2 separate regions of the Homo sapiens genome follow, and region 1 is linked to region 2. Evidence: read pairs that join two places in POLR2A ChIA-PET (ENCODE). Cell type or tissue: IMR-90. All regions are shown on one strand. Region 1 overlaps ELP2 (elongator acetyltransferase complex subunit 2). Region 2 has its middle 12 kb from the start of RPRD1A.

What was found. ChIA-PET counts read pairs that join two places held together with the same protein. Peaks named below come from ENCODE experiments on the same cell type or tissue, not always from the same donor. Only the 100,000 strongest peaks of a DNase experiment are listed, where the experiment ranks them.
Region 1: POLR2A ChIA-PET joins it to region 2 with 7 read pairs; 2 of 35 experiments call an interaction of 5 or more read pairs at or near these places.

Annotation. Positions count from the first base shown.
Region 1 is chr18:36,158,560-36,162,559 of GRCh38, forward strand. ELP2 (elongator acetyltransferase complex subunit 2) reads left to right here. Exons shown (of 22, transcript NM_018255.4): 14 at 276-345; 15 at 1,176-1,271; 16 at 1,399-1,456; 17 at 2,373-2,445. Among named protein-coding and RNA genes, the nearest start is that of COSMOC, 27 kb to the right of the region's middle. In IMR-90, no CTCF peak of the experiment used is centred here; no DNase peak of the experiment used is centred here; H3K27ac peaks cover 1,406 bases.
Region 2 is chr18:36,077,242-36,081,241 of GRCh38, forward strand. No RefSeq gene overlaps it. Among named protein-coding and RNA genes, the nearest start is that of RPRD1A, 12 kb to the left of the region's middle. In IMR-90, no CTCF peak of the experiment used is centred here; a DNase peak (open chromatin) is centred at 1,710.

The sequences.
Region 1 (4,000 bases), 81 kb after region 2:
CTTTATGGATGAGAGGATGCCCGACTTTATGGATTGCATGGGAGTTGGAGGCCTGGTAGGGCTTGTCTGTTGGAGAGTGATTGCTTAGCATTGCATTGTTGGTTCAGGAAGTGAAAGTACGGGTAGACATCCACACAAGATGGTCTTTAAACTGTTTCTCAGCATTTATGAGCGTGACTTTTTTGTAGTGCCTGAAGTAACAGTAACTTTTAGTTTTAAAATTAGCAAATAAAACTTTAGCATTTATAACTTAGATATTATATTTTCTATTCTAGCAAGATAGTGATCTTCCAGAAGGAGCCACTGTCCCTGCATTGGGATTATCAAATAAAGCTGTCTTTCAGGGTAAGGCTTTTGTCTTCAAAATTATTAAACCCATAGTGGTACTTAAACCCCAGTCATACACTTGTGTAATGTCTACCTAATGTTTGTTACAGCTGATTTTTTTTTTAAATCACAGTATATCTTTTCTATCACCTATTTCGTGATAAGTACTCTTTGTACACACTCAGACCACTGAAGTAGATGCAGTTTTCACAAAGCATGTTTTTTCCCTTTTTTTTTTTTTTTTGAGACAGAGTCTTGCTCTGTCACCCAGGCTGGAGTGCAGTGGCGCGATCTCAGCTCACTGCAACCTCTGCCTCCTGGCTTCAAGCAATTCTCCTGCCTCAGCCTCCCAAATAGCTGGGACTACAGGCATGTGCTACCATGCCCAGCTAATTTTTGTATTTTTAGTAGAGACAGGGTTTCACCATGTTGGCCAGAGTGGTCTGGAACTCCTGACCTCAGGTGATCCACCTGCCTTGGCCTCCCAAACTGCTGTTATTACAGGTGTGAGCCACCACGCCCTGCCACAAAGTATGTGTTTTGGTGTTAGAACTACAGATGAGAATGTGGGTAACCTGAAGAGTTGGTTGTGTAGTTTTAAAAGTTTGGAGACTGTTAGATCAAAGAAAATGGAAAGAACCTTTATGGAGTTGATTAATGCTGCCAGGAGCATGTTTGGAAAATACTGGAGTAATGGAAATACTCTTGCCTTTGGAATCACATGGACACAGCTGTGAATTGCACCACTTTGAATTACCACTGCTTTCTATGTGGTGGCCTTAATATTGAGACAAGTGAAGGAGATATAAAAATAGTGACTATATTCTTGATGTGTTTCTTCAAACTAGGAGATATAGCTTCTCAGCCTTCTGATGAAGAGGAGCTGTTAACTAGTACTGGTTTTGAGTATCAGCAGGTGGCCTTTCAGCCCTCCATACTTACTGGTAAGATGTGACAAAGACAATTTAATAAATCGCTAGAACACACAGTATGTTATCTATTGCTGCTGACCTAAATAAGTGCTATAGAATTCACTTTTACATAGAAAAAAATAGCTTCAATTTATTCTAGAGCCTCCCACTGAGGATCATCTTCTGCAGAATACTTTGTGGCCTGAAGTTCAAAAACTGTAAGTTAAACTGTATTTAGCTCTTTGGTCTGATTCTGTCGTAACTTCTGACTTTTCCTCCCCACCCCACAATCTGATGTCTCCTTTTTCTTCCTTCTACCTACCTTTTTCCTCCTCTTCTATATATCTCTTAGTGGCTCTTCATAAGGAATGAGAATTAAACCTTAACGTTTATTTTTATATTACTGTTTATTATGTTCATTAGTTTTGTTTATTCATCTTATTTTTAAAGTAGAGAAGCATAACAATATATATTTTTTCTTTATTAAGAAGACTTGGCTGGGTACAGTGGCTCACACCTGTAATCATAGCACTTTGGGAGGCCGTAGCAGGAGGATCACTTGAGGCCAGGAGTTTGAGACCAGCCTTGACAACATAGCGAGACCCCATCTCTACAAAAAATTTTAAAAAATTAGCCAGGCATGATGATGCATGCCTGTAGTCCCAAGCTACTTGAGAGACTGAGGCTGGAGGATTGCTTCTGCCCAGGAATTGGAGGCTGCAGTGAGCCATGATTGCACCACTGCACCCCAGCCTGGGTGACAGAATGAGACCTTGCCTTGAAAAAAAAAAAAAAGACTTAAGTTTTGTTGTTAGTCATGGTCTTTTTGTCTTTGATGGTTCCTGATGAAGACTTTTCCATGTTTTATTGTTTAGATACTGGCTGGTTGAAAGTAGGAGGTGAAAACTTGTATGTTAATTGTTTGAATGAGTTATATTACTTATAGGAAGCTGACATTTTTCTCCCATCTCCCTGTCTTTCTCTCAAATGTTTGCCTAGACAAACATACAATGTTCCTTAAAAGAATTGTATATTAGCTAGAGAGGTTGATGTTATTCTTTTTACTTTCAAAAATTGTGTGGCATGAGAATAGATTCATTTGCTAATAGTACTTTTTTTCTTTTTAAATTTTAGATATGGGCACGGTTATGAAATATTTTGTGTTACTTGTAACAGTTCAAAGACTCTGCTTGCCTCAGCTTGTAAGGTAGGGAAGTTTACTTTTGATTCTGCTTGGTCACAGGTTATTTGGGTCATCAGGCTCCTGCAAGTTTGGTAATGATTTAGGCAGAACTCTACGTGAAAGGCCACTAGTGCTTGGTTTTTTGAATCTTACTTTCTCAATTTCTCTTACCCTTCTGTCTCTTCAAAAGCTTATGGTTTCATTTTAAGTCTGTTTCAGCTGCACATTTTGAGTTTATCTGTGCCTCCCTGCTAAAAGTGATTTAATCAGGTATCTCAAAATGACACCTGCAATCCCGGCTACTCAGGAGGCTGAGACATGAGAATCACTTGAACCCCAGAGGTGGAAGTTGCAGTGAGTCAAGATCGCGCCACTGCACTCCAGCCTGGGTGACAGAGTGAGACTCTGTATATAAAACAGCGATATCTCAAAATGACACCTAAAAATTTGATGAATTTTAAATAATTGGAGTCATAGAGACACAGGGAAATGAGAAGAGGAAACCTGGAGTGAAATCCATCAGACTGTTTTTTGAGGACACTCTTGGCACTGACCTAAGGTAGATGACTTTTGCATTTACCTGGAAGGATGGTCTTGAATTCATCATTCAGTATTTATCCATATCCTGTGGAATGATATAGCAATTGTGGAGGATTATCCGAAGGGTCTGAAACCCACACATTCGTCTTAAATTTTCTGAAATTTATTTACTTGTTTTAAATATGATGATAAGAGCCGCCCACCTGCATGGGCTTGTGTCCCTGCTTTTAATGTGGATTTATGCCACTGATCTGCATTTTGGACATCATAAGAAATACTGCTGTGCTTCCCCTACACCCACCCCTACCCCACTTGTTTATTCTTTGAAATGGTACTGAGAGGACTTCCTTCTCTTATAGGAGCCTTTGGGAAAAATGGAATTCAGTAGTTCAAATGTCTGGGCTTCTACTGAGCAGATAATTTGTTTCTAACTTAGGGCACTGTCAATCCTGTAATTGATTTTTTTTCCCCCTTTTTAAGTTGATTCACAACAATATGTGTATCCTCTAAACATTTTTTAACAGCTTTATTTAGGGTTATTAACATACTATAAATGGTATGTTTAATGTGAACAATTTGATAAGTTTTGACATGTTTATCCCTGTATAAATCATCACTACAATCAAGATACTGTGTATATCCATCAACCCCCAACATTGTCTGTGCTCTTTGGCAATTCCTCTTTTCTACCTCTCCCTTTCCCCTCCTGCCTCCATCCCTAGGAAACCACTTGTCTGCTTTTTGTCATGATAGAGTAGTTTACATTTTCTAAAATTGTATATAAATAGGATCATGTAAGTATGTACTTTTTTGGTTTTGCTTCTTTCTTTCATCATAATTGTTTGAGATTTATCCATGTTTTTGCATGCATCAGTAGTTCATGCCTTCTTAATGCTGAGTAGTTTTACTTTGTACAGATGTACCACCATTTGTTGATCCATTCACTTATTAATGGACATTTGGGTTGTTTTCCAGTTTTGGGCTTTTACTCATGGTACAGTTATGAAAATTTATGTACAAATCTTTGCATGGATATATG
Region 2 (4,000 bases):
CAGAAGAATTTTTCTTAGTACAGAACAAAATGAAAAGTCTCCTATGTCTACTTCTTTCTACACAGACACGGCAACCATCCGATTTCTCAATCTTTTCCCCACCTTTCCCCCCTTTCTATTCCACAAAACCGCCATTGTCATCATGGCCCATTCTCAATGAGCTGTTGGGTACACCTCCCAGACGGGGTGGCGGCCGGGCAGAGGGGCTCCTCACCTCCCGGATGGGGCGGCTGGTCAGGCGGGGGGCTGACCCACCCACCTCCCTCCCGGACGGGGCGGCTGGCCGGGCAGAGGGGCTCCTCACTTCCCAGTAGGGGCGGCCTGGCAGAGGCGCCCCTCACCTCCCAGACGGGGAGGCTGGCCGGGCGGGGGGCTGACCCCCCCACCTCCCTCCCAGACGGGGCGGCTGGCCGGGCGGGGGGCTGACCCCCCACCTCCCTCCCGGACGGGGCGGCTGGCCTGGCGGGGGCTGACCCCCACCTCCCTCCCGGATGGGGTGGCTGCCGGGCAGAAATGCTCCTCACTTCCCAGACGGGGTGGTTGCCGGGCGGAGGGGCTCCTCACTTCTCAGATGGGGCGGCTGCCGGGCGGAGGGGCTCCTCACTTCTCAGATGGGGCGGCTGCCGGGCGGAGGGGCTCCTCACTTCTCAGATGGGGCGGTTGCCAGGCGGAGGGTCTCCTCCCTTCTCAGACGGGGCGGCAGGGCAGAGACGCTCCTCACCTCCCAGATGGGGTTGCGGCCGGGCAGAGGTGCTCCTCACATCCCAGACGGGGCGGCGGGGCAGAGGCGCTCCCCACATCTCAGACGATGGGTGGCCGGGCAGAGACGCTCCTCACTTCCTAGATGGGATGGCGGCCGGGAAGAGGTGCTCCTCACTTCCTAGATGGGATGGCAGCCGGGCAGAGACGCTCCTCACTTTCCAGACTGGGCAGCCAGGCAGAGGGGCTCCTCACGTCCCAGACGATGGGCGGCCAGGCAGAGATGCTCCTCACTTCCCAGACAGGGTGGCAGCTGGGCAGAGGCTGCACTCTCGGCACTTTGGGAGGCCAAGGCAGGCGGCTGGGAGGTGGAGGTTGTAGCAAGCCGAGATCACGCCACTGCACTCCAGCCTGGGCACCATTGAGCACTTAGTGAACCAGACTCCGTCTGCAATCCCGGCACCTAGGGAGGCCGAGGCTGGCGGATCACTCGCGGTTAGGAGCTGGAGACCAGCCCGGCCAACACAGCGAAACCCCGTCTCCACCAAAAAAATACGAAAACCAGTCAGGCATGGCGGCGCGCGCCTGCAATCGCAGGCACTCGGCAGGCTGAGGCAGGAGAATCAGGCAGGGAGGTTGCAGTGAGCCGAGATGGCAGCAGTACAGTCCAGCTTCGGCTCGGCATCAGAGGGAGACCGTGGAAAGAGAGGGAGAGGGAGACCGTGGGGAGAGGGAGACGGAGACCGTGGGGAGAGGGAGAGGGAGAGGGAGAGTGTGTATTAGTTTTTAACAAAAAAGTTTAAAAAGTAATTTTTTGGCAAGAAGAAGTTTATAAGATTAGGATATAAAGAAAGAATTTGTGTACAGCTATACAATGTGTTTGTATTTTAAGCTAAGTGTTATTACAAAATAGTTAGAGATAAGAATTCAAGATGGCAGATTGGAGACAAGGCTGATGTACAGCTCCCACTTGGACAGACAGAACAGTGTGTGGAGACTTACACCATGGACTTTTGCTCTAGGAACAACCACAGGAATGTACCAGGAAAACCAAAAGAATTCACAGATCATTTGAAAGAAGTAGTAGGCTGCTGCAAATTCTGTGAGACAGGAGAAAAACTGTGAGTTCTTAAGGTGAGAAGGGGGAAAAGCTGCCTCTGAACACACATCCCCACTGGGGAACCCGAAAGTCCAGATTATGGGAGAAGGATTTACCCTTACTTAAACCTGAAACAGACTTAGTGTGAAATATGAAAGTAGTGAGAAGAGCCTTGTAGGCACTTCCATTCTCCCGCTTGAGCCCAGGGAAGCCATCCCTGACTATATCTCACAGAGGCCCTCGGGAAATGCAGCCAGTGGAATTTGGGAGGGGTCACAGGGTGAAAGTAGTTTCCGGCTAAACTTTATAATAACTTTGACTGGGCACAAACTCTCTTGAGCAGAATCCAGGGCAAATGGGAACTACTGCAGAAAGGAGAGCAGGAGTCACAGCTGACAGTGAGGGCGGATGGGGAGGGGTATGGCTGAAAGCCATGCTTACTTTCTTAGCGGGTGAAACTTAAAGCTTGGGACTAGGTCTGAGTCCTGTGCACAGGCTGCCTGGAGATAAACTTGCACTGTTAGTTGGGTATGTTGAGAGTGAGAACAGCCTTGCCAACTGGATGGGAGCTGGGTGAGGTCTATTGCTACCAGCTTTCCCCCACTTCCCTGGTGATAGAGGCAGCCATAATCCCCTCTGGAACATAACCCCATTGGTCCAAGAACCGCCTTCCCCATCTCCCACAGTGGCTGCAGCAAACCCCACTCAAGGAGAGTCTGAGCTTAGACCCACCTAACCTTGCCCCCCCCACTTGATGGTATTTCTCTACCTGCCCTGGTAGCTGATCACAAAAGACAAACTCTTGGGAGTTTTATGACCCCACCCATTGCTTGAGAAACCTGAATACTTAACCTGGCCAATTTAGGACAAGCCGATATCCCCCTTCTACTATTGCAGCTGGTGGTCTCTTGAAAGCGCTACCTCCTGTCTAAAGGCCAACCAACTCAGGACGTTACAGCAACTCATGACTGAATGAACCTGCTCCAAGGAAGGAGAAAACAACAGCTAATTCCACTGCCTCCAACATCCTGGCAACTGGTGATCTTGAGTCTGTCCATGTGACAACTTCACTGCTAGCATAACCAGCTTTTGAGAAAGCCAACATACTAAACACATCTACAAGCAAGGACTCTCACAGAGTCTACTTCTCTCCCCTATCACCTCCACCAGAGCAGGTGCAGGTATCTACAGCTGGGAGACCTGAAGACAGATGGCATCACAGGACTCTTCACAGGTATTCTCCAGCAACAGACCAGAGCCAGAGCCTGGTAGCACCTCTGGGTGTCTAAACCAAGAAAAGCAATAACAATTACTTCCTGAAGTCTGGCTCACAGGAAGCCCCATCCCTAGAGGAAGGGGAGAACACCACATCAAGGGACCACCCTGCGGGACTAAAGAATCTGAACAGCAGCCTTGAGTTCCAGATTTTTCCACTGAAATAGTCTACCCAAAATAGGAGGAATCAGAAAAATAATTCTGGTAGAACGACAAAACAAGGTTCTATAACACCCCCAAAAGATGACACTAGATCCCCAGCAATGGATCCAAACCAAGAAGAAATCTTTGAATTGCCAGGTAAAGATTTCAGAAAGTTGATTATTAAGCTACTCGAGGAGATACCAGAGAAAGGTGAAAACCAATTTAAGGAAATTTTTAAAAAATACAAGATATGGATGAAAAATGCTCCAGAGAAATAGACATTATTAAGAAAAAACAATTATAACTTCTGGAAATGAAAGACACACTTAGAGAAATACAAAATGCATTGAAAAATTTCAACAATAGAATTGAACAAGTAGAAGAAAGAACTTCAGAGCTTGAAGACAAGGTCTTTAAATTAACCCGATCAGACAGAAACAAAGAAAAAAGAATTTAAAAAAATAAACAAAGCCTCCAAGAAATTTGGGATTATATTAAACAGCCAAACCTAAAAATAACTGGTGTTCCTGAGAAAGAAGAGAAATCTACAAGTTTGGAAAACATATTGAGGGAATAATTGAGGAAAACTTCCCTGACCTCACAAGTGATTTGGATGTATAGACATCCAAATATAAGAAGCTCAAAGAACACCTGGGAAATTAATCACAAAAAGATCATCATTCAGGCACATAGTCATCAGGTTATCTAAAGTCAAGACAAAGGAAAGAATCTTAAGAGCTGTGAGGCAAATGTATCAGGTAACCTATAAAGGAAAACCTATGA